Regions from separate parts of the Mus musculus genome. Here region 1 is linked to region 2. Evidence: chromatin loops called from intact Hi-C (ENCODE). Cell type or tissue: heart. All regions are shown on one strand. Each heading gives the region's core, and the rest is flanking DNA. Links, peaks and the distances in the headings are about the cores only. Region 1 overlaps Selenbp1 (selenium binding protein 1). Region 2 overlaps Selenbp2 (selenium binding protein 2).

Evidence for each region. Peaks named below come from ENCODE experiments on the same cell type or tissue, not always from the same donor. Only the 100,000 strongest peaks of a DNase experiment are listed, where the experiment ranks them.
Region 1: it touches region 2 in a loop (34-fold over the local background); 13 of 42 quality-filtered maps call a loop at or near these places.

What each region holds. Positions count from the first base shown.
Region 1 is chr3:94,936,567-94,952,783 of GRCm38, reverse strand. It overlaps Selenbp1 (selenium binding protein 1), which reads right to left. Exons shown (of 12, transcript NM_009150.3): 2 at 16,031-16,087; 3 at 15,777-15,889; 4 at 15,391-15,576; 5 at 14,709-14,829; 6 at 12,956-13,138; 7 at 12,558-12,736; 8 at 10,242-10,320; 9 at 10,038-10,159; 10 at 8,853-8,945; 11 at 8,591-8,709; 12 at 8,026-8,378. The coding sequence ends at 8,216. It also overlaps a transcript of Rfx5 not described here. Among named protein-coding and RNA genes, the nearest start is that of Rfx5, 9.4 kb to the left of the region's middle. In heart, for the core only: a CTCF peak has its summit at 8,839; no DNase peak of the experiment used is centred there.
Region 2 is chr3:94,693,590-94,709,806 of GRCm38, reverse strand. Selenbp2 (selenium binding protein 2) reads right to left here. Exons shown (of 12, transcript NM_019414.2): 1 at 16,145-16,217; 2 at 12,957-13,013; 3 at 12,703-12,815; 4 at 12,317-12,502; 5 at 11,644-11,764; 6 at 10,095-10,277; 7 at 9,691-9,869; 8 at 7,409-7,487; 9 at 7,205-7,326; 10 at 6,228-6,320; 11 at 5,967-6,085; 12 at 5,401-5,753. The coding sequence starts at 16,148. The coding sequence ends at 5,591. Among named protein-coding and RNA genes, the nearest start is that of Selenbp2, 8.1 kb to the right of the region's middle. In heart, for the core only: a CTCF peak has its summit at 6,222; no DNase peak of the experiment used is centred there; H3K27ac peaks cover 726 bases.

The sequences.
Region 1 (16,217 bases), core at 5,180-13,179, 240 kb before region 2:
ACTGGAATTTTGGTCAAGTAGAGGAAAAAAGAATTTAGTACTGTGATAACTTTTCCCTTCAGGTGCTTAACCCTCTTTGTTAAGATTTGTTGAAATCGTGATGAAAAATGCACGGGCAAGCTTTTGTACCTCTCTCAAGTGTTCGTGGTCCCCGGGTCAACAGTCTTGTCACAGCAGAGATGTGACACCCAAGTCATATTTCCAGTTCTGACTGGTGTGCTTCTGTAAAGGAGGGGGGAAGATGGAGGTGCTCGTGGTCTGTCCCCACACCCGGACTGAGACCCCCATTTCCCCTACCGTGAGAAGTGGACATGAATCTTTCCTTTGGAAGAGGTAATGAGTTCAAACAAGTTCTCTTTAAAGGAATCTGTAAAGAAAGATGCCATTGGACAGACCCCCTCCAGTCAGTCTTTTCCTAGAGATAATCTGCTCAAGGTTGCTCTCTGAGTTGAAGTCATTTCCTGTGCTAAAAGTCACACTTTGCTAATACTGTGCTGCTTGAGGGTACCCAACCAAGACCTGAGGCAGCCTCCTGACCACGCAGAACGAGGCACAGGACCTCTAGGTTGGCAGGCCTGGGCTGTATAAGGAAGGGACCCAAAGTTGGGTAGGGGAGTAAGCCAGGAAGCACCTCTCCTCTGTGGTTCCTGCCTCTGCTCCTGCTGGAGCTTGAAGTGGAAACGTAAGGGTTCTTTGGGAAGTCAGTTGTGTTGGATGGTGTTTTGCTGGGGCAAACACGTGGAGTGTTTTCTTGAAGTGGACACAGGTGAAGACTAAGAAAAACTCGTGAAGAAACATTTCACTGAAGCAGACACAAGAGAAAGAGAGAGGTGTTCTGCTAAAGCAAGCACGTGAAAGGACGCATGGTGAAGGATTCTTTGCTAACAACATGCATGTATTGGTCCGCCTTACATTGTGCATTTGAGCTCCATTTGTCTGGACTCCGAGGGCTCAGGCTGATTGGATGCAAGTGCTGAGGCAAGGCACGGGGAGGACACGTGATGTTTGGAGGGCATAAATAGGACTCCAGAGAGTAATGGAGACGGAGCTTGGCTTGCTGGTACAAACTAGCTGTACAATGCTTATGGGTTTTGCATCTTCAATGATCTTTGCTTCCCTGAGAAGCACAGGCAAGAACTTCTTCTGGTGTTCCTCCTGGTTCCTCCTGCTGACTCCAGCCAAGGCTGAGACCTGACTGTCTCTAATTGGTCGAGCCACCCAGCTCTACCAAATTGAATTGCTGGTGTATTCATGAAGTGTTTGCAAGTGGACTGAGCTGCGGCTGCCTCCTAACCTGTGAACCGAACTGCTGATTTCCAGAGGACACAGACAGGAGTTGCTCCTAAGAACCTTTTTAAACAGATCCACTCCCGCCCCCACCCCCACCCTCCATTCTTTATCTTCCACTACCTCTGGTGAGTGGTAAGCCAAAAGGAAGGTTAAAGCATTTAAGAACCATCATTAAAATTAGGATTTGAAAAAACTCAGTTACAGGAGCACCTGCCCTGACTTCCCTCAGTGATAGATAGTTGCCTAGAAGTGAAAGATGAAATAAATGTTTTTCCTCTCCCGGTGCCTTAGGTCAGAGTGTTCTATCACTGCAGCAATAAACAAGCTAGAACATGTGGTTGTTTTCTTCAGACCCTAGAACACATGGTCATTTTTGTGAGACACTAGAACATGTGATTGTTTTCTTGAGACTCCAGGCCCATTTTAAACACAACTACTAGCATCTGTTGGTACTGGGGAAACCAAGAATTGTGGAATTTGGGGGAGCAGGGAGATGAGGCTGTGCTAGGAAGGCTTTCTAGTCATATATAGAATGTATTTCTTTGGTTTTTCTCTGTGCCTTCCAGCATTCTTAGTTTTGGGGTAGGTGGAGGCTAGACATTTTACTAAGCTTAGTGGATACATTTTGAGAAGTTTATTAGTCCAGAGATCAGATAGAAAGTTAAGGCAATTGGCCTAAGGGCCTAAGCTCAAGAGAATTTTGGTGACACAATTTTTACAACTGTGATTTTTGTTTGTCTCTTTCTTTCTTTTCAAATACAAGGTTTCACTCCAGTCAGGTTTGACTTCATAATCACCATATACCCATGTTGATCCTGAACGCATTGCAATCCTCCTGCCTTCGTCTTCTGGGTGTTGGGTTTATAGGTCATGAGTCCCCATGCTCCAGAACTGACTAGAATTCTAGTCTGCCAAGGCCATGCACTCCTTAAGATGACTGTGGCTTTTTCAGGGAACTGGAACTCACACATCTTCATGGTGTTTTTATTTTATTGTATTTTCTAATCTTATGAACTTTATTATTTAAAAAACTTGCAAATTAGCAAAACGACTGTGAACCAAAATTATTCAACACAAGCTGTGAAGATTCACATTAATTTTGTTTGATTGATTTTTTTTTTTTTTTTTTTTTTGATTCTTGAGACAGGGTTTCTCTGCGTAGCCCTGGCTGTCCTGGAACTCACTCTGTAGGCTGGCCTCGAACTCAGAAATCCACCTGCCTCTGCTTCCCAAATGCTGGGATTAAAGCCATGTGCCACTACTGCCCTTTCAGTATCGTATATATTTTATTCACTCATCCACCACCCAAACCAAATTAGAATTAGAACTAGAAAATCAATTATCTTTGTACCTTCTTATAACTTGTGACTATTTGGCCTTTTTTCTTCCCTTTTTTCCACTTTATACTGAATGTATATTACTTTACATTTGTACATTTGTCATCAGCTAGACTCTGGATATGAGAGAGAACATGTAGATTTTTTCTTTCTTTCTGAGATTGTGACCTCACCTAATATTCTACAGTTGGAGTCCATTTTCCTGCAGTTTCATAACTTCCCTTTTTCTTTAAAGCCGAGTAGTTTCCACACCACATTCTCATTATCCACTCACTGTTGACAGGTGAGTTGATTCCAACTCCCCACAGTACTACAGCAATAAACATGAGCATGCAAACATCTCTATGGCAGGGTACAGAGTTCTCTGGGTATGTGCCCAGGAGTGAAATTGCTGCGTCATGTGGTAGTTCTGTTTGTCTTCTTTGTCAAATATTAAATGAAAAAAGTCTTGTCGTTTTATTTGTAGGTTCTCTCTTCTGTTCCATTGGTCTACTGCCTATTTCCTGCCAGAACAAGGCTGTCTTTATCACTGTAGCTCTATGGTATAATTTGAGGTCGGGTATAATAATACCTCCAGCAGTGTTGTACTCCCTGGGACTGCTTTCTTTTTTGTTTTGTTTTTCGAGACAGGGTTTCTCTGTGTAGCCCTGGCTGTCCTGGAACTCACTTTGTAGACCAAGGCTGGCCTGGAACTCAGAAATCCACCTGCCTCTGCCTCCTGAGTGCTGGGATTAAAGGAGTGCGATACCACGCCCGGCTCGGAACTACTTTCTATTTGTGATCTCCTGTGTTTCCATATGATTTCTTGTATTTTTTCTAATTCATGAAATATGACATGGGAATTTTGATAGATATTACATTCATTCTGTATATTAATTTTGCAATATAGATATTTTCATAATATTAATTCTGTCTATTCAGGAATATGAAATATTTTCCCATTATTTAATTAAACCTGTGATTTCCTTTTTTGGTATCTTGAAGTTTTCACTGTAGAGGTCTTTCACTCTTTAGTTAAATATATTCCTAAATACTTAATTTTGGGGTGGAGTTATTTTGAATGGGATATTCTTCCTAATTTCTTTCTCCAACCGTAGACTGTTAGTGCGAATCAATGCTACTCATAGAGACAAATGAAAATGGAGGCATATCTTATCAGAATCTCTGGGATGCAGTCCTGAGAGGAAAGTTTATAATAATAAGTCCTCATATTAAAAAATCTGAGCGATATCGCTGGGCATAGCATTAAGGGCAGCAAAGGCAGGCAGATTTCTGAGTTTGAGGCTAGCCTGCTCTATGAAGAAAGTTGAAGGATAGCCAGGGCTACACAGAGAAACCCAGTTTTTTTTTTTGTTTTTTTTTTTTTTTAAATCTAATGATGCACCTTCAGAAAACAAGCAGAGAACCCTGAACATAGTAGACAGCAAGAAATAATACAGATTAGGGAAGAAAGTAATAAATTTGAGATTAAGAAGACAGTATACGCTGGGCATGGTGGAGCACACCATTAATCCCAGCACTCGGGAGGCAGAGGCAGGCAGATTTCTGGGTTCGAGGCCAACCTGGTCTACAGAGTTCCAGGACAACCAGGGCTATTCAGAGAAACCCTGTCTCGAAAAAACAAAAAAACAAACAACAAAAAAAACCCAACAACAACAAAAAGAAGACAGCATACAAGGGGCTGGAGAGATAGCTGCTCTTCCAGAGTCCTGAGTTCTATTCCTAACAACTAGATGGTGGCTCACAACCATCTATAATGGAATCTGATGCCCTCTTCTGGCCAGCAGGTGTACATGCAGATAGAGCACACATACATAAAATAAGCAAATCTTTTCAAAAAGACATTATACAAAATCAAAGAGTTTTTTTTTAAGTTAGTAAGATAAGCAACTTTTAGCTAATCTAACAAGAAGAAAGAAGAGACACAATAAAATCAGAGGTCAAAGGGCGTCACTACAATGGACTCCAGTGAAATTCAGAACATCATTAGAAATTACTGTTAAAGATTAAACTCTGAAAAGCTGCATAACTCAGAAGAAATAAAAGGTGTTCTCAACTCATATTATCTACTAAGATTAAGCCCTGTAATAAAATTAACCCATCCTACAAACATTGAGATGGAAGCTATTTATAAAAGCCTTTCCTTTAAGGGCAGTGGTGGGGCATGCCTCTTTTACCCAGCACTCCCAAGTCAGAGGCAGGCAGATCTCCGAGTTCAAGGCCAGCCTAGTCTGCATAGTGAGTTCCAGGACAGCCAAGGCTACACATAGAAGGTTAGAAGGTGAAGTCAGTGGGGTGTGTGTGTGTGTGTGTGTGTGTGAGACGGAGGATGCCTTTAGTTCCAGCATGCAGGAGGCAAAAGCAAGCAGAACTCTGTGAGTTTGAGGTCCAGCCTGGCATACAGAGTGAGTTCTAGGACAAACAGGGCTTCATGAAGAGACCCTGTCTCAAATAACAAACAAAAATACAAAGTGAAAGAACACTACTAACTCCATTCTTTGAAGTCAGTGTTACCAAAGCCAGGAACTGCAAAATAGAGACTGCATAGTTTTCTGAGGCTCGTGCTCCTATCCCTGTCTTTCTCCTGAGCCCATTGATATCTAGAGGTGTCAGCAAGCTTATCTTAATTTTTCTAGCAAGGATATTTTAGGTGGTGTTGTGTACTTTCTGTTGCATCTAGATGTTGGGATGCATATATGCTCTGGTTATCCTTTTATTATTCAAAAATGTTATTCTCTTATTTGGAGACAAGAGTCTTGCATAGCCCAAGTTAACCTAGAACTCTATGCCTTCTCCTGATCTTCCTTTCTGTATCACCCAAGTGGCAGGATTACAGTCATATGCCACCATGAATGGCATATGTTCTGATCTTTCTCGGTCTTTTAAAAAATATTCATTTATTTTATGTATATAAACACACTATTGCTCTCTTCAGACACACCAGGAGAGGGCATCATCCGCTACAGATGATTGTGAGCCACCACGTGGTTTCTGGGAATTGAACTCAGGACTTCTGGAAGAGCAGTTAGTGCTCTTAACCGCTGAAACTCTCTCTCTCTCTCTCTCTCTCTCTCGTTTTTTGTTTTTTCAAGACAGGGTTTCTCTGTGTAGTCCTGGCTGTCCTGGAACTTACTCTGTAGACCAGGCTGGCCTCGAATTCAGAAATCTGCCTGCCTCTGCCTTCCAAGTGCTGGCCAAGCTACTGTTAAGTGGGCAGCTACAACAGCTCGAGGCAGAACGATCCGTCTACTCGGGCAGAGGCTGGAGATTTGGGCTCTGCTGGACCTCAATGCCTGTTCTTTCCGCCAGGTATCTCCAAGCCTGTTTTTCTCTGATAGACTATTCCTTCCCTTCCTGAGACTGCTCTGTTCCATGCTTGCCCTCAGCTTTTCCTCTGGGTTTGCTTGCTGTTGCTTTTACTTTGCAGTTACAGTGACATAGAAAGGCTAAGGAAAATAACAGGCCAGTGCCATCCATCTCCAGGTTCTTTAAGATTGTTGTGGTCTGTGTTCTCCAGACTATGGGCACCAAATCAGCAGTAGCGACAATAATAACAAAGTAGAAGACTGTTCTTTGTCGGGACATGGAGAGGATGGAGAGGCCCCTCTGCTTAAAAAAACAAAACAAAACAAAACAAAACCTCAATAACTCTAGCACCATGTTTTTAAAGATTTAGTATTTGAGAGTTCCAGACATGGTTTGATTATATTCATACACAGACACACAGACGCTTCATAAGACCAGGTGTATCTGCTTATAAAGGATCCTCACGTGAGGACTGGAGAGGTAGCTCAGTGGTTAAAACCATCACTGCTCTTCCAGAGGACCCAGGTTCAGTTCTCAGCACTCACATCAGGCAGCTCACAACACCTGTATCCCCAGCTCTAGTGGGATCTCACATCTCTGGTCTCTACTGGCCTCTTCACTCACAGGCACACACACGCAGTTAATAAAAATGGTCACATCTAGGCTTGTTCCTTCTTAGAACAAGGGGCTTAAGGAGAGTCATTGGACCCTCACCTGAGTATCCAGCCCATTGTATGCAATTCTTCCCTAACTGCATGTGGTTTCAAGGTCTTAGAGAGAAGCTAAAATATATAGACTGGGAAGACTGGGCAGGGGGAGGGGGCTTCACCTATGCAGCAGTGGGGAAGCCATTATATATAGTGGGTGAAGACTTTCAGTACAGCGCCTCTTGGGTCACCCACACACCTGTCGGTAACCCTTCACCCATGTTCCATAAGGGAGCTTAGGAAACTCACTGGTTTCCCAAGTCAAACATTAGGAGGTCAGAGATAATACAGTCCCCCCATTTCAAGGCAAAAGTTCTCACCACAGGACGCTTCTGTGTCTTTTGTCCTTAAGAAGGAAAGAAAACCCTTGGGGCAGTGGTGACATACACCTGTAATCCCAGCACTTAGGTGGCAGAGTCAGGTGGATTTCTGAGTTTGAGGCTACCGTGGTCTACAGAGTGAGTTCCAGGACAGCTAGTGCTGTACAGAAAAAAACCTTTCTTGAAGACAAAACAAAACAAAACATAAAGAAAAGGAACGAAAACCACTAAGTAGAAGAAAATCATGTCAAAAGGATGTAAAAATGCAAATATGTTTCATAAAGAGGAACATTTCCATAAAGATCAAGATGGCCAGATGCTTTAACAGGATGCTATGTAAGGCATGTGAAAGACAGGACTTCATGTGACATTAACATCTCCAAGGCAACTCTTTTTTGTTTGTTTTTGTTTTTGTTTTTGAAAACAGGGTTTCTCATTGTAGCCCTGGCTGTCCTGGAACTCACTCTGTAGACCAGGCTGGCCTCAAACTTAGAAATCCACCTGTCTCTGCCTCCCAAGTGTTGGGACTAAAGACATGCACCACCACTGACTGGCCCAAGGCAACTCTTATAAAGGAAAACATGCAATTGGGACTGGCATGCAGTTTCAGAGGTCTAGTCCATTATAAACATGGCTGGATGCAGGCAGACACGGTGCTAGAGAAGGAGTTGAGAGTTCTACATCTTGATTCAAAGGCAGCCAGGAGAAGACTATCTTTCACACTGAGTGGAGCCTGAGCATGGGAGACCTCGAAGCTTACCCATACAGTGACACACTTCCTTCAGCACACACAAACATACACACCACACACACACACACCCCATATACATATGCCAAAATAGTCTAAAACATTGATTGGCTTGCTCACCCAGGTTTCCTGTGGCAATCCTCCCCCTAAATGGTTATATGTGGTCACAGAACAGAAATGTTTGACAGCATTGGCCTTATGTTGGAATCACTGGCATACACTAGTCACCACAACCCCCTTCAGGGCTTCTCTACACAAGAAACTGGCCATGGCAGAGGACCCAACCCACTCCCCCTCCGTCACAGAGTGATCTGAGAGAAGTTTCAGCATTTTATTTCTTGGTGCTTCCAGGAGCTCACTTAAGAAAAGCACAAACAACAAGCAACGGTACAGAGATGCTGCTCTACAGATCTCGCTGGTCTCAGAGTGGCCTTGGAGAGTTGGGGCTGAGAGCAGAGTGAAGCCAGGCAGGCTCAGAATGTGGAGGGGGGCCCCTAGTGCGAGCCTTCAGATCCAGATGTCAGAACTGCAGTCACCCCCTGGGTAACGAAGCTCGTGAGCCAGTGCTGGCCCAAGGGGCTCCTTCCCAAAGTCCACCAGAAAGTTGGGGTTCAACTTCAGCCCTCCATTTACTGTGTCTACATCAATTTGAAGCATCATGGAGCCTTCCCTAGAAGAGAAGAGGAGGTAAGCTAGAAGTTGTATGTAGCCAACCCCACACCCCAAGATTTTGTGAGTATAGTTGGTTCCTGGGGATGGGACAGGGTCCGTGGGCCATCTGTATGGTGGGGTACAGATGGAGTTCCTGATGAGTCTTCGGAAGGCCAAGTGATGCTTGTGGGAGAGGACAGTTGGAGAAATGAGCCCTACACTGCTTCTCACCTAATGAGGTCAGGGTAAAACTGCTTGTCCCAGGCGCTGTATAGTGATGTAGTGGCGTAAAGACGCTTGCCATCTAAGCTGAGCTGGATCATCTGAGGGCCTCCAGGAATTCGTTTTCCCTTGAGGAAACAAGAGGTCAGACTCCAAGTAACCCCCAAATGGCCTAAGCAACTGGTGCCCACTTGGCATACCAGCTGGATCCCAAAGCATCCAAGGAGATACTCTCGAGCATGACTCTGAGGGAGCAGGGAGAAGTTCTCACCTTGACCACTAGGGGCTCCGGCTGACAGGTTAACTCTTGGTCCTCCAGCACTTGCACAGAGCCTCCTCTAACAATGCTGCCCCCAAGGAAGATCTGGAAGCAGGGTTCAGAGGGAAAGGGGGACAACGGTTACAGATGTAGTGATCATCTTCATGATCCAACCTCACTGAGTTTTAGAGTCAGCAAGCCCCCACCACCACACACAGACAAACACACACACACACATACACATAAATGCACACACACACAGGTACAGACACACACAGAGACACACACACATACACACACATACACACACACACACATGTACACACACACACACACACACACACACACCACCATCACCACCACCACACACACACTGGGCTGTTTGTGAGGTATTTTAGAGAGGTTTAACTAGAAGGGACGATCCACCCTGAATGTGAGTGGTACCAGCCTGTGGACAGGGATTCTAGACTGTCAAAAAGGAGAAGACAGGTGAGTACCAGCATTCAACTCTGCCTCCTGTAAATGCAACATGACAGCTGCCTTACATTTTATCAGCACACCTTCTGACTATGGTGGACTGTACCCCTTCTCAAACCATGGTAGAATAAACCTTTCCTTCCTTTGTTTTTTTTTTTTTTTTAAAGATTTATTTATTTATTATATGTAAGTACACTGTAGCTGTCTTCAGACACTCCAGAAGAGGGCATCAGATCTCGTTACGGATGGTTGTGAGCCACCATGTGGTTGCTGGGATTTGAACTCCTGACCTTCGGAAGAGCAGTCGGGTGCTCTTACCCGCTGAGCCATCTCACCAGCCCTCCTTCCTTTGTTTTGGTCAAGTATTTAATCACAGTAACAAGAGTAACTCATATGGTGAGGACATTACAGAAGAGTTGTTGGCCTTATTAGAATCTCTTCGTGTGTGTGTGTGTGTGTGTGTGTGTGTGTGTGTGTATATGTGTGTGTGTTTTGTTTAAGAGACCATCTCACTGTATAACTCTAGCTGGCCTGAAATTCCAGGCTGGTCTCGAACTCACAGAGATCCACCTATTTCTCCAGAGACCATCCCTTTCTTGTCAGACACAGACCCTGTGTTCAGCCATGGCTCTTCAGTCCTGGGCCTGTTCCTTTGCCCACAGTTTTGCGTTTCCTGCTTCTCCCTTATCAGCCCCAAGCAGCTTTTGCTAGTGCCTCTACCTGCCCAGCGAGGCGGGGCTTCTGTGGGTTAGAGATGTCATACTGCCGAATGTCCCCATGCAGCCAGTTGCTGAAGTAAAGGAAGCGGTCATCCAGGGACAGCAGGATGTCGGTGATCAAACCTAAGCAGGATTGAGGGGCTGTAAGGAGTCTATCTCTCTTCCCAGGCCAGGAATCAACCTGCCCTCTCCAGTGGGCACTCACCAGGCATTTCTGGCAACATCCAGCCCTTCACTTTCTTGGAGGGCACTTGGATCACCTTCTCCACTGACCAAGTGCCTTCCTACATTGGGGAAGGGAGAGAACATACTTATCAGAACTGGGGACAGGGAGGGAACAAATGCTGGGCCTCCTGGCTTGCAGGGAAGGGGACCTCAGCCAGCAGGGCAAAGAGCTTGACTGCCTCACCGTGGCATCACCAATCCCTGTCAGAGTGGCTAACACAGATGCCCACTGAAGGGCTCTAGCAGGTCAGAGCATGGCAAACATGGCACCAACAGGTTTCGCCTTTCACCCTTCTTCTTGCTAAAAAGTATTCAATTACATTCCTAAAGCTAGTCACAAGGCCTATTCCGTCGTTTGGACACTTCCCCCTCCTGAGGCTGACCACAAAGGTCCAGCTATCAAAGTATTGAAGTCCAGACATCAAAGGCCCCCTTGGTCACCTAATTAACATGCCCAATTAAAATTAACCAACTCGTCCTAACAAGAAGTTTCTCTTTTACCTTTATAAACTGCCATTTGCCTATGGGCTACATCTGTCTCCTCTCTATCCAGAGGCAGTCCTTTGTCCCTCCAGGGCAAATATCCCTGCTCTCTCCCTTGTTCCTTTCCCTCTTCTCCCTCATCCTACCCCATTCCCTCCATCCCTTCTTCTGTCCCTCGCCTCCTCCTTTTTTTTTTTGTCTTGTTTTTTTTTTTCTTTGTTTTGTTTTGTTGTTTTTTTTTTTTTTTTGATCAGGGTTTTCTTTGTAGTCCTGGAACTGGATCAGTAGACCAGGCTGGCCTTGAACTCAGAGATCTCCCTGCCTCTGCCTGTGTAGTACTGAGATTAAAAGAATGTTCCACCAAGCCCTCTATCTTCTGACTTTGTCTTTTTGTCCCTGCTCTTTGTCCTTCTGGGGCAAATAAATCTCTTTAGTGCCGAGAACTCGGTCTTGTTGTGTTTTGAGTTAATTCCGTTCCTTTCACTCACTAAGTAAATTTTTAATATTTCCTTTTTGAGACATTCTCATGTAGCCCAAGCTGACCTCAGACACTTTGTAGCTGAGGCTGGTCTTGAACTCCTGGTCCTCCTGCCTCCACTTTCCAAGGGCTGGGATCCCAGGTGTCCAGCCTTAGGTTTTGAATGAATTTATCAATATGGCCAATTAGGTTTCAAGTGTCCCTACCAAAAGTCATGGTGAAAATTTAATTACCACTGTGAGGAATTGAGAGGTGAGACCTTAATTGTGGCTTTTTATTTTTTGGACTTGCAATTCTCCTGCCTCCACCTCCCAAGTGCTAAGGTTACATTTTAACTGGGTAGCTGGGACCTCTTTGTTTTAGTTATTGGGTTTTTTTTGTTGTTGTTGTTGTTTTGTTTTGTTTTGTTTTGTTTTGTTTTTTGTTTTGTGTTTTTTTTAGGTTTTTTGAGACAGGGTTTCTCTGTGTAGCCCTGGCTGTCCTGGAACTCTATTGTTTGTTTTTTAACTTAATTTGCTTTTACTTTGTTCTATATACAGGAGTATTTTGCCTACATATATACCTGTGCACCACATGCCTTCCTGGTGCCTGCAGAGGCCAGAGGAGAACTCAGATTGCCTGGAACTGGAGTTACAGGTAGTTGTCAGCCACATGTGAATGCTGGGGATGGAAGCCAGGTCCCCCAGAAGAGTGGCAGATGCTAACTGCTGAGCCAGCTCTCCAGCTTCTGTTTGTCTCGTGAGGCATGGTTTCACTATGTGGGCTTGGGTGGTCTGGAACTTGTTACATAGACCAGGTTGGCCCCCACAAAGCTTCACCTACTTCTGCTCTCCCAAGTGCTGGGGTTAAATACCACTCACCACCTGGTGACTAGTTGGGACCTTTACTTAATTAAGTCAGAGCTCACAGAAGATGGATTCACCCATGAGAATGTTTATGGTTGTCTTGAAAATGAATCAATTAACAAAGCCAATTTGTTATTTGCAGGTGATTCTCTCATCCAGTAAAGTTCCTAGAGGCAGAGTTCCCAATGAGAGCTTTTACCAGATGCTATTCCTCAACCTTGGAGGGCCTAGCCTCAGACCTATGAGCTACATAAACCTCTATTCCTTATTCTGCGTATGACACTCAGTTGCTGAGTTACAGCAACAGAAGACAGGCTCAGGCAAGGTAGAAATTAGCCCGGCACAGAGAGCAGGCAGCGTTGCTTCCTGGGGAAGCCTTGGCTGGTGGGGCCAACAACCATGGGCACTGAAGTCTGGGAGGAGGTGCTTGTGAGAGAGACTCTCATAGCTGAGTGTTGGGGGTGGGGTGGAAGGCAGGGGTCAAAGTTACCGCATTCTTGTAGAAGCGCTGGATGTTGGAGCTGAGGGCACAGCCTACAAAACCCTGGGTGGCACTTGGGTCGTGCAGGAAGCGGATCTCCAGGGGTATCAGCCCATCTGTCATTTGCAGGGTCTGGATAATCTCATGGCGCTGCCAGTCCCACACAAATATGCGGCTCCCGTACAGCCCTGAGCAGGGAGGGGACAGGGACCAGAGGCTGGGCTCAGGTCAGGGTGGGAGGGCATGGGCCGGGGCAGGGTGCCAGCTAGGATGGGGAGCTGGAATGGGCACAGAGGACTCCTGAGCAGATCTGAGCATCCTAAGCAAGACAAGTGCAGATCTGCTGTAGGGTAGAGAGCTGAAAGCAGGGGCTGTGAACCCTCGCCTGCCCTTAGGGTGATTCTCACCAGCCTCCACATGAGCCGGGTTGAAGCCATCTTTGAAGACATTGGGAGCTGCCCATTCAGTGCTGACCATGACATTGTGTCGAGGCTGGTACCAGAAGTCGTAGCCCATTGGAGCTGCATCCCCAGGCTTCTCCCATGTCCCTTTCACCTCGAAGGTCTCCCCATCCAGCAGCACAAAACTCCCTGAGCAGGGAAAAGGGGCTTATGTAGAAGTGGTGGACCATCGCTCTTTCCCACCATTCCCTCTCTGTTCAGAGGGAGAACATTTTCCCAAGCGCTCTAAGAGAAGGGTGAAGCTGCTAGAAGAGTACAGAGTAAGGGCCTACCTGACCCCTGCCATCTCTAAAATGGATGTTCCTGCACCTGACAGTGGATGGGAAACAACCACTATCACAACCACTATGGGTTCTTCTCAGAGTCTAAGCTTTGTTGGTCCAGTAAGAATCCCAAGCAGTGCCAGGCAGTGGTGGCGCTCACCTTTAATCCCAGCACTCGGGAGGTAGAGGCAGGCAGATTTCTGAGTTCGAGGCCAGCCTGGTCTACAAAGTGAGTTCCAGGACAGCCAGGGCTATACAGAAAAACCCTGCTCACAAACAAACAAAACAAACAAACAAAAAAATAATCTCAAGCAGCTATAGGCAAAGCTCTGGTTCCTTCCAGCCAGCTATCCTTTGTGCATTCAATTTTCTTCCCTCCCTCCCTTTCTCCCCACCTTCTCTCCCTCTTTTTTTTTTTTTTTTTTTAGATTTATTTATTTATTTATTATATGTAAGTACACTGTAGCTGTCTTCAGACAACCCAGAAGAGGGCATCAGATCTCATTATGGATGGTTGTGAGCCACCATGTGGTTGCTGGGATTTGAACTCGGGACCTTTGGAAGAGCCAGTCAATGCTCTTAACCGCTGAGCCATCTCTCCAGCCCTCTCCCTCTTTCTTGAGACCTGGTTTCTCCATGTAGCTGTCCTAGAACTCACTATGTAGACCAGACTGGCCTTAAACTCACAGAGTTCTTCCTGCCTCTGCCTCCCAAATGCTGAGACTAAATGTGTGCATCACTGTGCCCAGTTATATTAAAAACTAAAACAAACCAAAAAAACAAACAACCCCCCCCACAACAACAACAACAACAACAAAAACCCAAACAACCAAACAAAAACTACACACACACACACAAAACTAACAAAACAAAACAACCCATAAGCCAAGGGCTGTGAGGGTTGTTCATGAATTCACAAAGGCCAGAGTTACGTTACATAGGTACTTCTAACTTCACACGCGAGTTCACATCCTTATGGCAGACTCTTGACTATGCAGTTACAGCTAATCCTGTGTGTGTGTGTGTGTGTGTGTGTGTGTGTGTGTGTGTGTGTACTGATGGTTGAAACTGGGACTTTAAGAATGTATGCAAGTGCTCTACCACTGGGTTATAACTCCAGCCTTCTTTTATTTGTATTTTGAGACAAAGTCTTGCTAAGTTTCCCAGGCAGGCCTTGAACTTGTGATCTTTCTGCTATGACCTAAAAAATAGCTGAACTTATACCCCATGACCAGACCCATCCTCATCACTGTAGTAATAACTGAAACAACTGATGTCACTCGATGACATGTTAGATGCTGGATAGGACTCAGCCAGTTCCCCCTGGTGTCTCACTCTATTGCTCCCCAGGCTTTGGTTCTGTTCCCCACACAGTGGGATGCCTTCCACACTTCTTAGCTGCTGAGATTTTACAAGTCCACAGTGCCAGCAGGTACCTTTGCCATTACCCTGGAGATCCCCCAAGGTGCTGACCATGACTTCTCCACTGGCCAGGCAGTGGCTGGTGTGCAAACTGCTCACGTTGCACTTGGCTTGGATTTCACTGGCTTCAATGACCTGGAGAAGGTAAGGAACAGGGTCAGAACTTTACAGAGCCAGGAGTCTCTACTACCTGCTGTCATTCTCCTGGCTTTGTCTGTGGGCCCTGCCTCCTTTTCTTCTCCCTAAGGAAAGACAGCACAGATTCAGTCTGGTAACTCGGAGACCAGCAAGAGAGAGGCAGAGAAACCACCAGTAAGTCTTCAGTCAGAGAGCATTGACATTCCCTCGTCCCTCTTGAGGGCACTCCCATCTCCTGGGGCCCCTCTGAGGCCACTGTTAGCTCTGTACCCTCAGCAGTCAGCTCTGAGCATCTGGTGCAGAGGATGGATATCCAATGACGTGTTGAGAGGAAGCCCTGAGCTAGCTGGCTCTGACACCCTGCTCAAAGAAGAAACCTCCTCTCCTGGCATCCCAGCCCATGCTTGAAACTTGCTTGATGGTGCCAGTTCAGGAGCCCTCTGAAGTGTGCCCTTCCTCCCTGCTGCTGAGCCAGACCCTGTGTCAAATCTGGAGACAGCTAGTCTAAGGGTTGTTGGGCCAGCAGGTTCAATAGGGTCACAAAGACAGAGGACATGCCTTGTGCAACTTCGGGGCACGAGGCTCAGAGCCCACATCCACCACGTAGATGCGGGAGGAGATGAGACCAGGCAGTATCAGCTTGTTGCGTGACTTCGTGCTGTCCCCAAAGCAGCTGCTGCAGGTGTTCCATCCTGAGTGGTGCAGCTCGTCCTTCAGGTAGGGCATGGGCAACCTGTGGATGACCTAGGATGGAGGACAGGAAGTGCTGATTGCCCAGGTCCTGCCTCTACAGACTCATTTTTGACTAGGCATAGACAGGGTTTCAGTTCAGCACCCTGTTCAATGAATAGCTTCCATTACTGTGAGGACAAAGAAGGGTGGAGGTAGGGAACCGGGGCTGTGGTGGGAGTCTCAGGGGCACTAGTGACCATGCTTCACCTCACCTGGCTATACTGGGGAGACTTAGGGTCTACATCCACAGTGGCCAAATAATCCGGGGCTTCAGTGCCTGTGTTCCGGTAAATGCAGGGCAAGTAGACAATCTCCTCTCGGGGTCCTGGGAAGTAGAAAGCAGGTTGTGGTAATCCACCAGGCAGAGGCAGCTCAGGAAGGATCAGAGGGCTAAAGGTAGATCTGCAGTCCCCCAACCCTACCCTGGGGTCTGCAGAGGGACACAGGCCCTTTGATTCGCAATTACCTTTCATGGCCTCCAGAGGGGTGGAGTAACCTGGACCACACTTTGTGCATTTTGTAGCTGTAGAAATAATGGGAACACGTTGGCTGGGGCCTGCTTTGGAGTGTGATTCTCTCTTTATGCAGCCTGTGACACATCTGGCAGGCAAGGCAGACTCACTTCTGCCCCAGGTCCCTAATTCAGCCCCATC
Region 2 (16,217 bases), core at 3,003-11,002:
AGAACTGTTTTGTGGAATGTACAAGGATTTAGAGCTGTGAGCTAGGGAAGCCCTGGAATGCTGTAAGCAGGGATCAATCGTGTGTGTGTGTGTGTGTGTGTGTGTGTGTGTGTGTGTGTGTGTGTGCACTCGTGTGCACGCGCGCACGCAGTGGCGGTTCAGAAGGCTGGAATGCCAGTAGAAATGCAGGCAGTCAAGACTGTGCTCATGATATTTTGGAGGGGAACAAAGAGTGTGGGAAGTAGGTTAGAAGGCCATTCATATTATTCTCTGGCCTAAGATCTGGCTCTGTTCAGCCCATGTCCCAAAAATCTGAGGCTGGATTCAAAAGTAATGGACTGAAATGCTTGATAAAGGAAATTTCAGAACAGCATCCTATTCGTTCTGTAGCATGGCTACTATGTAGTGTTCTTAAGCCATATGTGTGCATAAGGTGAGGAGAGTATGGCAGAAAGATGTGGAAAATGTTCACATACAACTTGGTGAGGAAAGACATGTGGGCTGGTTGAAAGCTGATGACAAAGATTCTGGACAAAACAGGCACTTGCTATGGAGATTAGTGTATTGAAAAGAAACCTTGTCCTCCACACTGCGAGCACCAAGCACTCATCTGGAGCCACTGCTCCAGCACCATGCCTGCCTGTCTGCAGCCACCCTGTCCTGATGATCAGGGACCCACCCTCTGTAAGCCCCAGTAAACTCTTTCTTCTGTAAGGTGCATTGCTCATGCTTTTTTCACAGTAATGGAAAACTAGGGGTTTAAATTAGGATTGTTTTAAACAAGTTGGTTTCTATAAGACTCCGAGCTCTCTGGTCTCAGGTGGGACAAAATAGCATCAAGGTCCCTTTGTCTTGCCCAGTACTTTCTCTATGTGTTCCCAGAGCAACAGCACCACCTATGGATGTTGGAGATGCCTTCCATTTTCTTCCAGGACTGAGGGGAGATCAAAGCAAGTGCTAGATGAATTGCCTGCTGCACACAGTTGCAGTTTGTGGTGAGATGCATAGACTTCCCTTCCTTGGGGCAAAACCATGGACTTTCTTTCTTTTCTTTGCTATTTTTGTACTGTACTGGGGTGGTGGTGGTGGTGTAATTTCTTCTTTTAAGTCCATGCTAATCTAATTTGGGAGTTTGTTTGAGTTTTCACATTGACTTTTTTGAGATGTGTGGCTCCTCCGGGGACTCTGCCCAGGTGGAGATGGGCATGTTTCCTCATGGAACTGAGCTCACCATACTCCAAAGGTCACCTGACAGTGTGTCGCTGTCTTAGCTGGTGACATCAACAAAATGGCAATGGCTCTGTGAGTTTACTGCCATTTTGTTCATGCCATGTGGTTTCCTGAAACGAGATGACAGCACCCCTAACACTCACCAAACTTTCCGGTACCAGTGAGCCCTCAGGAGATCACCACACACCCTAGGATTCAGTCACACACCCCAATCCTCTTCTCCTTTTGGATTTCAACTTTGCTGAATGCCTAATAGGATCGTGGAAACAGAGGACCCAGAGGAGATTCCTGCATGGGCTCATAGCCTCGTAATAACGTTGGTCCATTTCCTGTGTCAGACTAAGGAGGTAATACCTGACTTCCATGGTGGTTTTTAAAAATGTATTTTATGTGCATGTGTGTTTTGCCTGCATATATGTCAGTATGCCACATATAAGCAAGTACACGAGGAGGCCAGAAGAGGCCATGATATAATCACCTGGCATTATATATGGTTGTGAGCCATTATGTGGGTGCTTGGGAATTCAACTTGGGTCTACTGAAAAAGCAGCAAATGATTTTAATTACTGATTCATTACTCCAACCACACCATACCTCCCCCTCTTTTGGTCAGTTTTTGTTTTCTTTTTTGGGGGGGGGGTTCGAGACAGGGTTTCTCTGTGTAGCCCTGGCTGTCCTGGAACTCACTCTGTAGACCAGGGTGGCCTCAAACTCAGAAATCCGCCTGCCTCTGCCTCCCGAGTACTGGGATTAAAGGCATGTGCCACCAACACCCAGCCAGTTTTTGTTTTGAGACAAGGTCTCACTGTGTAATTCTGGCTGGCCTGGAACTCACTAGGTAGAAGTGAAAGACCCTCGAAGGGAGAGCCTCACTCAAGTCTCGGGATAATAGCGGACACCCCAAGAACTCACGAGAGTCCAAGCTTGATGCAAACCACACGAGGCTTTATTCGGGGAAAGCCAGAGCTCTGGGGAGGACTCGTATCTTACGCAGGGGAAGAGGAGTCGACCCCAAGGGGAAAAAGGTCCCAGTTTTTATAGACCTTCAGGGGGAAAGGAGAAGGAGGGAGTAGGGGATTTCCAGATTTAAACAATGTCTATTCTAAAATGATTTCTCAAGAAATGGGTATGGGAGGGGTACAAGGAAAGAGTCTGGTGCAGGTGCAGCAACTCTGGATTGGCCACCACTGTGGTTGCTGGGGAGATTTTTCCGACACTTCCTTCCTCAGCAACCAATATCACAAACACCTGGCAATGGGCTTCATCAGTGGGCACACACATGGGTTCAAAGAACGGTCAGAACATTGGCAGATACACGGGTTCTAGGAGCAGCCAGAGCATTGTGTACCTCTATTTTTCTAAATCAGTGAACCTAGTTCTGCTAACAAAGAAATCTATTTTGCTAATTTCAGGGCTTTTGTGACCTTTTACATTCTGTCAGGATCTTTCAGATGCTGGCCTTGAGCCCATAAAGTTCCATCTGCGTCTGTCTCAGGATGCTGTGATTAATGCATGTGTGATCACATGGAGTTTGGTATATTGTTTTACATTATATGCTTACTGGTTTCTAGAGGGAACTATGAGTTTTCCCAGCCAAGTGCTTCTAGCACTAGCCAGCTACTGATGGGAGCTAACACTTTGAGATGGCTAGACCTGGAAAGCTCATGTGAACGGATAGCAGTACAGGGCCTTGGGAAAGCACAGATCCTAGTTAGGACTCAAAGGTTTGATTTCCATGTGCTGGCCAAACTACTGTTAAGTGGGCAGCTACAACAGCTCGAGGCAGAACGATTCATCTACTCGGGCAGAGCCTGAAGATTTGGGCTCTGCTGGACCTCAATGCCTGTTCTTTCTGCCGGTATCTCCAAGCCTGTTTTTCTCTGATAGACTATTCCTTCCCTTCCTGAGACTGCTCTGTTCCATGCTTGCCCTCAGCTTTTCCTCTGGGTTTGCTTGCTGTTGCTTTTACTTTGCAGTTACAGTGACATAGAAAGGCTAAGGAAAATAACAGGCCAGTGCCATCCATCTCCAGGTTCTTTAAGATTGTTGTGGTCTGTGTTCTCCAGACTATGGGCACCAAATCAGCAGTAGCGACAATAATAACAAAGTAGAAGACTGTTCTTTGTCAGGACATGGAGAGGATGGAGAGGCCCCTCTGCTTAAAAAAACAAAACAAAAGAAAGCCTCAATAACTCTAGCACCATGTTTTTAAAGATTTAGTATTTGAGAGTTCCAGACATGGTTTGATTATATTCATACACAGACACAGAGACGCTTCATAAGACCAGGTGTATCTGCTTATAAAGGATCCTCACGTGAGGACTGGAGAGGTAGCTCAGTGGTTAAAACCATCACTGCTCTTCCAGAGGACCCAGGTTCAGTTCTCAGCACTCACATCAGGCAGCTCACAACACCTGTATCCCCAGCTCTAGTGGATTCTCACATCTCTGGTCTCTACTGGCCTCTTCACTCACAGGCACACACACACAGTTAATAAAAATGGTCACATCTAGGCTTGTTCCTTCTTAGAACAAGGGGCTTAAGGAGAGTCATTGGACCCTCACCTGAGTATCCAGCCCATTGTATGCAATTCTTCCCTAACTGCATGTGGTTTCAAGGTCTTAGAGAGAAGCTAAAATATATAGGAAGACTGAGCAGGGGAGGGGGCTTCACCTATGCAGCAGTGGGGAAGCCATTATATATAGTGGGTGAAGACTTTCAGTACAGTGCCTTTTTGGGTCACCCACACACCTGTTGGTAACCCTTCACCCATGTTCCATAAGGGAGCTTAGGAAACTCACTGGTTTCCCAAGTCAAACATTAGGAGGACAGAGATAATACAGTCCCCCCATTTCAAGGCAAATGTTCTCACCACAAGACGCAAATCAATAATGCTTCTGTGTCTTTTGTCCTTAAGAAGGAAAGAAAACCCTTGGGGCAGTGGTGACATACACCTGTAATCCCAGCATTTGGGAGGCAGAGTCAGGTGGATCTCTGAGTTTGAGGCTACCGTGGTCTACAGAGTGAGTTCCAGGACAGCCAGTGCTGTACAGAAAAAAACCTTTCTTGAAGACAAAACAAAACAAAACAAAACATAAAGAAAAGGAACGAGGGCTGGTGAGATGGCTCAGTGGGTAAGAGCACCCGATTGCTCTTCCGAAGGTCCAGAGTTCAAATCCCAGCAACCACATGGTGGCTCACAACCATCCCTAATGAAAACTGATGCCCTCTTCTGGAGTGTCTGAAGACAGCTACAGTGTACTTACATATAATCAATAAATAAATCTTAAAAAAAAAAAAAAAAAAGAAAAGGAACGAAAACCACTAAGTAGAAGAAAATCATGTCAAAAGGATGTAAAAATGCAAATATGTTTCGTAAAAAGGAACATTTCTGTAAAGATCAAGATGGCCAGATGCTTTTAACAGGATGCTATCTAACGCATGTGAAAGGCAGGACTTCATGTGACATTAACATCTCCAAGGCAATTCTTTTTTTTTTTTTCTTTTGTTGGTTTTTGAAAACAGGGTTTCTCTGTGTAGCCCTGGCTGTCCTGGAACTCACTCTGTAGACCAGGCTGGCCTCAAACTTAGAAATCCACCTGTCTCTGCCTCCCAAGTGCTGGGACTAAAGATGTGTACCACCACTGACTGACCCAAGGCAACTCTTATAAAGGAAAACATGCAATTGGGACTGGCATGCAGTTTCAGAGGTTTAGTCCATTATAAACATGGCTGGATGCAGGCACACACGGTGCTAGAGAAGGAGTTGAGAGTTCTACATCTTGATTCAAAGGCAGCCAGGAGAAGACTATCTTTCACACTGAGTGGAGCCGTAGCATGGGAGACCTCGAAGCTTACCCATACAGTGACACACTTCCTTCAACACACACACACACACACACACACACACATACACACACACACCCCATATACATATGCCAAAATAGTCTAAAACATTGATTGGCATGCTCACCCAGGTTTCCTGTGGCAATCCTCCCCCTAAATGGTTATATATGGTCACAGAACAGAAATGTTTGACAGCATTGGCCTCATGTTGGAATCACTTGCATACACTAGTCACCACAACCCCCTTCAGGGCTTCTCTACACAAGAAACTGGCCATGGCAGAGGACCCAACCCACTCCCCCTCCATCACAGAGTGATCTGAGAGAAGTTTCAGCATTTTATTTCCAGGTGCTTCCAGGAGCTCACTTAAGAAAAGTACAAACAACAAGCAACGGTACAGAGATGCTGCTCTACAGATCTCGCTGGTCTCAGAGTGGCCTTGGAGAGTTGGGGCTGAGAGCAGAGTGAAGCCAGGCAGGCTCAGAATGTGGAGGGGGGCCCCTAGTGTGAGCCTTCAGATCCAGATATCAGAACTGCAGTCACCCCCTGGGTAACGAAGCTCGTGAGCCAGTGCTGGCCCAAGGGGCTCCTTCCCAAAGTCCACCAGAAAGTTGGGGTTCAACTTCAGCCCTCCATTTACTGTGTCTACATCAACTTGAAGCATCACGGAGCCTTCCCTAGAAGAGAAGAAGAGGTAAGCTAGAAGTTGTATGTAGCCAACCCCATACCCCAAGATTTTGTGAGTATAGTTGGTTCCTGGGGATGGGACAGGGTCCGTGGGCCATCTGTATGGTGGGGTACAGTTGGAGTTCCTGATGAGTCTTCGGAAGGCCAAGTGATGCTTGTGGGAGAGGACAGTTGGAGAAATGAGCCCCCACACTGCTTCTCACCTAATGAGGTCAGGGTAAAACTGCTTGTCCCAGTCGCTGTACAGTGATGTAGTGGCGTAAAGACGCTTGCCATCTAAGCTGAGCTGGATCATCTGAGGGCCTCCAGGAATTCGTTTTCCCTTGAGGAAACAAGAGGTCAGACTCCAAGTAACCCCCAAATGGCCTAAGCAACTGGTGCCCACTTGGCATACCAGCTGGATCCCAAAGCATCCAAGAAGATACTCTCGAGCATGACTAGAGGGAGCAGGGAGAAGTTCTCACCTTGACCACTAGGGGCTCCGGCTGACAGGTTAACTCTTGGTCCTCCAGCACTTGCACAGAGCCTCCTCTAACAATGCTGCCCCCAAGGAAGATCTGGAAACAGGGTTCAGAGGGAAAGGGGGACAAAGGTTACAGATGTAGTGATCATCTTAATGATCCAAACTCACTGAGTTTTAGAGTCAGCAAGCCCCCACCACCACACACAGACAGACACACACATACACACACACACACACACATACAGACACACACACCAGAGACACACACACACACACACACATGTACATACACACACACACACATACACACACATACATACACACATACGTGCACACTCACACACACATACACCACCATCACCACCAACACACACACTCTGGGCTGTTTGTGGGGCATTTTAGAGAGATTTAACTGGAAGGGACGATCCACCCTGAATGTGAGTGACACCAGCCCATGGACAGGGATTCTAGACTATCAAAAAGGAGAAGACAGGTGAGTACCAGTAATCAACTCATGCCTTCTGTAAAATACATTTTATCAGCACACCTTCTGACTATGGTGGACTGTACCCCTTCTCAAACCATGGTAGAATAAACATTTCCTTCCTTTGTTTTAGTCAAGTATTTAATCACAGTAACAAGAGTAACTCATATGGGTGTGGACGTTACATTAGAGTTGTTTGCCTTATTAGAATCTCTTTGTGTGTGTGTGTGTTTTGTTTAAGAGACCATCTCACTGTGTAACTCCAGCTGGCCTGAAATTCCAGGCTGGTCTCAAACTCACAGAGATCCACCTATTTCTCTAGGGCTGGCCTTAAAGGTATGCTCCTTCATACCCAGAGACCATCCCTTTCTTGTCAGACACAGTCCCTGTGTTCAGTCATGGCTCTTCAGTCCTGGGCCTGTTCCTTTGCCCACAGTTTTGCGTCTCCTGCTTCTCCCTTATCAGCCCCAAGCAGCTTTTGCTAGTGCCTCTACCTGCCCAGTGAGGCGGGGCTTCTGTGGGTTAGAGATGTCATACTGCCGAATGTCCCCATGCAGCCAGTTGCTGAAGTAAAGGAAGCGGTCATCCAGGGACAGCAGGATGTCGGTGATCAAACCTAAGCAGGATTGAGGGGCTGTAAGGAGTCTATCTCTCTTCCCAAGCCAGGAATCAACCTGCCCTCTCCAGTGGGCACTCACCAGGCATTTCTGGCAACATCCAGCCCTTCACTTTCTTGGAGGGCACTTGGATCACCTTCTCCACTGACCAAGTGCCTTCCTACATTGGGGAAGGGAGAGAACGTACTTATCAGAACTGGGGACAGGGAGGGAACAAATGCTGGGCCTCCTGGCTTGCAGGGAAGGGGACCCCAGCCAGCAGGGCAAAGAGCTTGACTGCCTCACCGTGGCATCACCAATCCCTGTCAGAGTGGCTAACACAGATGCCCACTGAAGGGCTCTAGCAGGTCAGAGCATGGCAAACATGGCGCCAACAGGTTTCGCCTTTCACCCTTCTTCTTGCTAAAAAGTATTCAATTACATTCCTAAAGCTAGTCACCAAGGCCTATTCCGTCGTTTGGACACTTCCCCCTCCTGAGGCTGACCACAAAGGTCCAGCTATCAAAGTATTGAAGTCCAGGCATCAAAGGCCCCCTTGGTCACCTAATTAATATGCCCAATTAAAATTAACCAACTCATCCTAACAAGAAGTTTCTCTTTTACCTTTATAAACTGCCATTTGCCTATGGGCTACATCTGTCTCCTCTCTATCCAGAGGCAGTCCTTTGTCCCTCCAGGGCAAATATCCCTGCTCTCTCCCTTGTTCCTTTCTCTCTTCTCCCTCATCCTACCCCATTCCCTCCATCCCTTCTTCTGTCCCTCGCCTCCTCCTTTTTTTTTTTTTTTTGTCTTGTTTTTTTTTTTTTTCCTTTGTTTTGTTTTGTTGTTTTTTTGATCAGGGTTTTTCTTTGTAGTCCTGGAACTGGATCAGTAAACCAGGCTGGCCTTGAACTCACAGATCTCCTTGCCTCTGCCTGTAGAGTACTGAGATTAAAAGAATGTTCCACCAAGCCCTCTATCTTCTGACTTTGTCTTTTTGTCCCTGCTCTTTGTCCTTCTGGGGCAAATAAATCTCTTTAGTGCCGAGAACTCGGTCTTGTTGTGTTTTGAGTTAATTCCGTTCCTTTCACTCACTAAGTATATTTTTATTTTTCCTTTTTGAGACAGTCTCATGTAGCCCAAGCTGACCTCAGACACTTTGTAGCTGAGGCTAGTCTTGAACTCCTGGTCCTCCTGCCTCCACTTTCCAAGGGCTGGGATCCCAGGTGTCCAGCCTTAGGTTTTGAATGAATTTATCAGTATGGCCAATTAGGTTTCAAGTGTCCCTACCAAAAGTCATGGTGAAATTTAATTACCACTGTGAGGAATTGAGAGGTGAGAATTTTTTTTTTCTTTTTTCTTTTGGTTTTTCAAGACAGGGTTTCTCTGTGTAGCCCTGGCTGTCCTGGAACTCACTCTATAGACCTGGCTGGCCTCGAACTCAGAAATCCTCCTGCCTCTGCTTCCCAAGTGCTGGGATTAAAGGCGTGTGCCACCATGCCCGGCTAAGAGGTGAGACCTTAATTGTGGCTTTTTATTTTTTGGACTTGCAAATCTCCTGCCTCCACCTCCCAAGTGCTAAGGTTACATTTTAACTGGGTAGCTGGGACCTCTTTGTTTTAGTTATTGTTTGTTTTTAACTTAATTTGCTTTTACTTTGTCCTACATACAGGAGTATTTTGCCTACATATATATCTGTGCACCACATGCCTTCCTGGTGCCTGCAGAGGCCAGAGGAGAACTCAGATTGCCTGGAACTGGAGTTACAGGTAGTTGTCAGCCACATGTGAATGCTGGGGATGGAAGCCAGGTCCCCCAGAAGAGTGGCAGATGCTAACTGCTGAGTCAGCTCTCCAGCTTCTGTTTGTCTCGTGAGGCATGGTTTCACTATGTGGGCTTGGGTGGTCTGGAACTTGTTACATAGACCAGGTTGGCCCCCACAAAGCTTCACCTACTTCTGCTCTCCCAAGTGCTGGGGTTAAATACCACTCACCACCTGGTGACTAGTTGGGACCTTTACTTAATTAAGTCAGAGCTCACAGAAGATGGATTCACCCATGAGAATGTTTATGGTTGTCTTGAAAATGAATCAATTAACAAAGCCAATTTGTTATTTGCAGATGATTCTCTCATCCAGTAAAGTCCCTAGAGGCAGAGTTCCCAATGAGAGCTTTTATCAGATGCTATTCCTCAACCTTGGAGGGCCTAGCCTCAGACCTATGAGCTACATAAACCTCTATTCCTTATTCTGCGTATGACACTCAGTTGCTGAGTTACAGCAACAGAAGACAGGCTCAGGCAAGGTAGAAATTAGGAGGTGCTTGTGAGAGAGACTCTCATAGCTGAGTGTTGGGGATGGGGTGGAAGGCAGGGATCAAAGTTACCTCATTCTTGTAGAAGCGCTGGATGTTGGAGCTGAGGGCACAGCCTACAAAACCCTGGGTGGCACTTGGGTCGTGCAGGAAACGGATCTCCAGGGGTATCAGCCCATCTGTCATTTGCAGGGTCTGGATAATCTCATGGCGCTGCCAGTCCCACACAAATATGCGGCTCCCATACAGCCCTGAGCAGGGAGGGGACAGGGACCAGAGGCTGGGCTCAGGTCAGGGTGGGAGGGCATGGGCCGGGGCAGAGTGCCAGCTAGGATGGGGAGCTGGAATGGGCACAGAGGACTCCTGAGCAGATCTGAGCATCCTAAGCAAGACAAGTGCAGATCTGCTGTAGGGTAGAGAGCTGAAAGCAGGGGCTGTGGACTAAGGCCCCTGCCTGCCCTTAGGGTGATTCTCACCAGCCTCCACATGAGCCGGGTTGAAGCCATCTTTGAAGACATTGGGAGCTGCCCATTCAGTGCTGACCATGACATTGTGTCGAGGCTGGTACCAGAAGTCGTAGCCCATTGGAGATGCACCCCCAGGCTTCTCCCATGTCCCTTTCACCTCGAAGGTCTCCCCATCCAGCAGCACAAAACTCCCTGAGCAGGGAAAAGGGGCTTATGTAGAAGTGGTGGGCCATCTCTCTTTCCCACCGGGCTGAAGGTCAGGTGTGGGAACATCCATTTTAGAGATGGCAGGAGTCAGGGAGGCCCTTACTCTGTACTCTTCTAGCAGCTTCACCCTTCTCTTAGAGCGCTTGGGAAAATGTTCTCCCTCTGAACAGAGAGCTCTGGGACTGAACCCTGTAAGTATCACCTGCCCAACCTATCACAACCACTGTGGGTTCTTCTCAGAGTCTAAGCTTTGTTGGTCCAGTAAGAATCCCAAGCAGTGCCAGGCAGTGGTGGCGCTCACCTTTAATCCCAGTACTTGGGAGGCAGATGCAGGCAGATTTCTGAGTTCGAGGCCAGCCTGGTCTACAAAGTGAGTTCCAGGACAGCCAGGGCTATACAGAAAAACCCTGTCTCAAAACAAACAAAACAAACAAACAAAAGAATCTCAAGCAGCTACAGGCAAAGCTCCGGTTCCTTCCAGCCAGCTGTCCTTTGTGCATTCAAATTTCTTCCCTCCCTCCCTTTCTCCTTCCCCCCTCTTCTCTCCCTCTTTCTTGAGACCTGGTTTCTCCATGTAGCTGTCCTAGAACTCACTATGTAGACCAGACTGTCCTTGAACTCACAGAGTCCTTTCTGCCTCTGCCTCCCAAATGCTGAGGCTAAATGTGTGCATCACCATGCCCAGCTATATTAAAAGCTAAAACAAACCAAAGAAACAAACAAAAACCCCCACAACAACAACAACAAACCCAAACAACCAAACAAAAACCACACACACACACATACAAAAAACCCAACAAAACAAAACAACCCATAAGCCAAGGGCTGTGAGGGTTGTTCATGAATTCACAAAGGCCAGAGTTATGTTACATAGGTACTTCTAACTTCACACGCGAGTCCACATCCTTATGGCAGACTCTTGACCATGCAGTTACAGCTTATCCTGTGTGTGTGTGTGTACACTGATGGACTGATGGTTGAAACTGGGACTTCAATAATGTAGGCAAGTGCTCTACCACTGGGTTATAACTCCAGCCTTCTTTTATTTGTATTTTGAGACAAAATCTTGCTAAGTTTCCCAGGCAGGCCTTGAACTTGTGATCTTTCTGCTATGACCTAGAAAATAGCTGAATTTATACCCCATGACCAGACCCATCCTCATCACTGTAGTAATAACTGAAACAACTGATGCCACTCGCTGACATGTTAGATGTTGGATAGGACTCAGCCAGTTCCCCCTGGTGTCTCACTCTATTGCTCCCCAGGCTTTGGTTCTGTTCCCCACACAGTGGGATGCCTTCCACACTTCTTAGCTGCTGAGATTTTACAAGTCCACAGTGCCAGCAGGTACCTTTGCCATTACCCTGGAGATCCCCCAAGGTGTTGACCATGACTTCTCCACTGGCCAGGCAGTGGCTGGTGTGCGTATTGCTCACGTTGCACTTGGCTTGGATTTCACTGGCTTCAATGACCTGGAGAAGGTAAGGAACAGGGTCAGAACTTTACAGAGCCAGAAGTCTCCACTACCTGCTGTCATTCTCCCTGTGGGCCCTGCCTCCTTTTCCTCTCCCTGAGTGAAGACAGCACAAATTCAGTCTGGTAACTTGGAGACCAGCAAGAGAGAGGCAGAGAAACCACCAGTAAGTCTTCAGTCAGAGAGCATTGACATTCCCTTGTCCCTCTTGAAGGCACTCCCATCTCCTGGGGCCCCTCCGAGGCCACTGTTAGCTCTGTACCCTCAGCAGTCAGCTCTGAGCATCTGGTGCAGAGGATGGATATCCAATGACGTGTTGAGAGGAAGCCCTGAGCTAGCTGGCTCTGACACCCTGCTCAAAGAAGAAACCTCCTCTCCTGGCATCCCAGCCCATGCTTGAAACTTGCTTGATGGTGCCAGTTCAGGAGCCCTCTGAAGTGTGCCCTTCCTTCCTGCTGCTGAGTCAGACCCTGTGTCAAATCTGGAGACAGCTAGTCTAAGGGTTGTTGGGCCAGCATGTTCAATAGGGTCACAAGGACGGAGGATATGCCTTGTGCAACTTCGGGGCACGAGGCTCAGAGCCCACATCCACCACGTAGATGCGGGAGGACATGAGACCAGGCAGTATCAGCTTGTTGCGTGACTTCGTGCTGTCCCCAAAGCAGCTGCTGCAGGTGTTCCATCCTGAGTGGTGCAGCTCGTCCTTCAGGTAGGGCATGGGCAACCTGTGGATGACCTAGGATGGAGGACAGGAAGTGCTGATTGCCCAGGTCCTGCCTCTACAGACTCATTTTTGACTAGGCATAGACAGGGTTTCAGTTCAGCACCCTGTGCAATGAATAGCTTGCATTACTGTGAGGACAAAGAAGGGTAGAGGTAGGGAACCGGGGCTGTCGTGGGAGTCTCAGGGGCACTAGTGACCATGCTTCACCTCACCTGGCTATACTGGGGAGACTTAGGGTCTACATCCACAGTGGCCAAATAATCCGGGGCTTCGGTGCCTGTGTTCCGGTAAATGCAGGGCAAGTAGACAATCTCCTCTCGGGGTCCTGGGAAGTAGAAAGCAGGTTGTGGTAATCCACCAGGCAGAGGCAGCTCAGGAAGGATCAGAGGGCTAAAGGTAGATCTGCTGTACCCCAACCCTACCCTGGGGTCTGCAGAGGGATGCCGGCCCTTCGATTTACAATTACCTTTCATGGCCTCCAGAGGGGTGGGGTAACCTGGACCACACTTTGTGCATTTTGTAGCTGTAGAAATAATGGGAACACGTTGGCTGGGGCCTGCTTTGGAGTGTGATTCTCTCTTTATGCAGCCTGTGACACATCTGGCAGGCAAGGCAGACTCACTGCTGCCCCAGGTCCCTACTTCAGCCCCATCACTTTGGCCCAGTACCCCCAACCCATCCCCCAACCCAGTCCCCCATCTCTGATGAGGGTGAGGTGGAAGAGTGGAGCCACATGACCTGGAAGTGGACTGGAGGAGGTGAGGCAGAGCCTGTGTCCTCAGTAATCATAACACTGACTTCGATTCCTGCCGTAGCCTACCTGGCCAGTCTTGGGCAGAACTTGGGCAAATTATCTAACTCAGTTTCCAGTTTGTATGTGAAGAAGAGATAATGAGAGCACCACAGGGGGATGGGCACACGGCCTTAGGGAGGCAGAAGCAGCATGAGTTCAACACTAGCCTTGCTACATAGCAAAAACTGATTTAGGGCTCATGCCTTTAATGCTTTTAATCCCAGCAAGCAGAGGCAGGTGGAGATCCGCAAGTTCAAGGCCAGCCAGGTCTACATAGTTTTGGGGCAGTCAGGGTTACATAGAAAGACCCTGTCTCAAAAAAGCAAAAGTGAGCTAGGAAGGCTCAGCAATTCAATTCCCAGCTACCAGCAAGCACAGAGTTCAGCTCTGGGGAGGTCAGATGCCTCTGACCTCTGAGGGCTGCACCACTCACCAGCGCATACACACACACACACACACACACACACACACACACACACACACACAGACACACACTAAATCTTAAAATCAAACGACCCACCGAGGGAAGCTGCTCAGTGATAGAGCACTTGCCTATCATTGGAAGGTTTTTGGTTCAACATGATAAAACAAAATCCCGGAGGGGCCTCTGTGAGACCTAAACCAAGTAGGCAGCCTTCTGAGGTCTGTTCTGAGGAGCAGCCCTCGAGAATGGGAAGGCTGCATCTTCCACCAAATTCAGCCAGAGCAGGACCCAGAAACTTCCTCCATCCAGCTGGGGTCCTGAGCTGGGTTGCTGGTCACACTCAGGATTACACAATCAATCCAAAGCCAGGGAGTGTGTGTATTTGGTCAAGACTGATGCCAGGCCGGGCTTAGTGGCGCATGCCTTTAATCCCAGCACTTGGGAGGCAGAGACAGGCGGATTTCTGTGTTCGAGGCCAGCCTGGTCTATAAAGTGAGTTCCAGGACAGCCAGGGCTACACAGAGAAACCCTGTCTTGAAAAACCAAAAAAAGAAAAAAAGAAAAGAAAAGAAAAAAGAAAAAAAAGACTGATGCCAGTTGTGTGTCCTTAGGCTTCTTTCTATTTTCCTAGTGATCACAGCTATAGGGAGAGGCCCTTCCGGACCCTACAGTCTGACAAGACAGTTGCCAAGATTCCAGCTTTTTGAGTGTGGGCCAGACTCTGGAGGTTGAACAGGCTCATGTAGGTTGAAAGAAATTCTGAAGTGGAGCTCACAGGCCTGTGCTCTGCCCCTGCCCTGACCCAGGTCCACAAGCAGGCCCGAGAGAGGTTAGAGACATGGTTCAGGCTAAGAGCAATGACTGCTCTTATGAAGACCCCAGATTTGATTCACAGCATCCACATGGTGGTCAAGAACTGTAACTCCAGCCGGGCGTGGTAGCGCACGCCTTTGATCCTAGCACTCAGGAGGCAGAGGCAGGTAGATTTCTGAGTTCGAGGCCAGCCTGGTCTACAGAGTCAGTTCCAGGACAGCCAGAGCTATACAGAGAAACCCTGTGAACTGTAACTCCAGCTCCAGGAGATCTAACACGCTCTCTGGCCTCACACACATCAAGTAAACATGTAAGGAAATAATAAGGAAGCCTCAAGGCCAGAGCAGCCTCTTCTGCACCCAGGAGATCCACATCGAGAAGGTATACGAAGTAGGGAAGCAGTAACAGTGTTGGAGTTGGGGAGCCCGATCTCCCCAAGATCCTTCTGCCTCAGTCTCCTTAGCACTGAGGTGACAGGCATGAGCCACCACACACTGACTTAAAGGGGTGCAACACATGAAGCCCAGCACTCAAGAGGCAGAGGCCAGAGGATCTCTGTCAGCCTGATCTACATACAGTGAGTTCCAGATCAGCCAGAGCTACATAGTGAGACCCTGTCTCAGAAACCAACCAACCAACCAACCAACCACAAACAAACAACCCTAACAACAATAACAACAACAACAAATTCTGTTCTAGGACTCAAGAAATGGCTCAGGGGTGAAGAACACACCCATGGAACTCAGAACTGTCTGACACCTTCTTCTGGCCCCAGTTGGCACTAGATACGTATGTGCTACACATGAACATACAGAAATGTTCATAAAATAAAAACATCATTAAGAAGAGGAGAAAAGTGGAGGAGGTTTATCCCACCACCCAAGGCTTGGTCCAGGCTGCTAGGTCGCCTGGGGCACCATCTTTCTCTGTGTGGCATCCTCCAGTCGTAAGCATTTTAAGCAAGGTCTATGACATTTTGAGTTTGGGGAACCCAGGCAAAGTTCAAGTGGATTTTCTGTGCCAGGATGGCCACTGGTCTTTCTACTAGCCCAGGGAAGAGCCAGCAATAAGGGGAGCAGGGCCTCAACATTCCTTCTGAAACCCAGACTCTCAGACTGATACCCAGGAGCTCGCAGGCAAAAGGATAAGAGGGCTGTGGGACTTGGGAGGGGCGCAGAATCAGGCCCTCAGTGCGCTAGTGTGGCTGCCCCTGACTTCCCCCATTGACTGGTGATATGAAGCAGCTTGAGAGATCCAGGCTGTGATGATTGTTCTTTTGTAACACCCGCCCCCCCAACCCATTGACCCCGTGCTAAAACCAGAATCATATATTTACGAGGGTGACAAGCTGCACTGCCCCTGCCCCTTCCCCTACCGAGGTTGGGTAGGATTCACAAACCACCATTTCTGGCGGTCCCTTTCTGTTCCTTAGAACTTAGGCCAGGCTGAAAAATAGTGTGCATGAAGTTTTCACTTGAGCTGCTATGTGCATGTCTGCAGGGTAGGAACAAGAGTCCAACTCTTTCGTCACTGTCTGCCTCACAGTTCCGGGTCATTTCCTGGAAGGAGGAGGACCCTCCAAACTACAGGCAGCCTACACATGGTTTGAGAGCCTTTTCCTTACCCATGCTGCTGGCTGGCTGACACTCGGGTCCTGCAGGATTTGCCAGGAATGAGCAGAGGCTCAGCAGAGACCA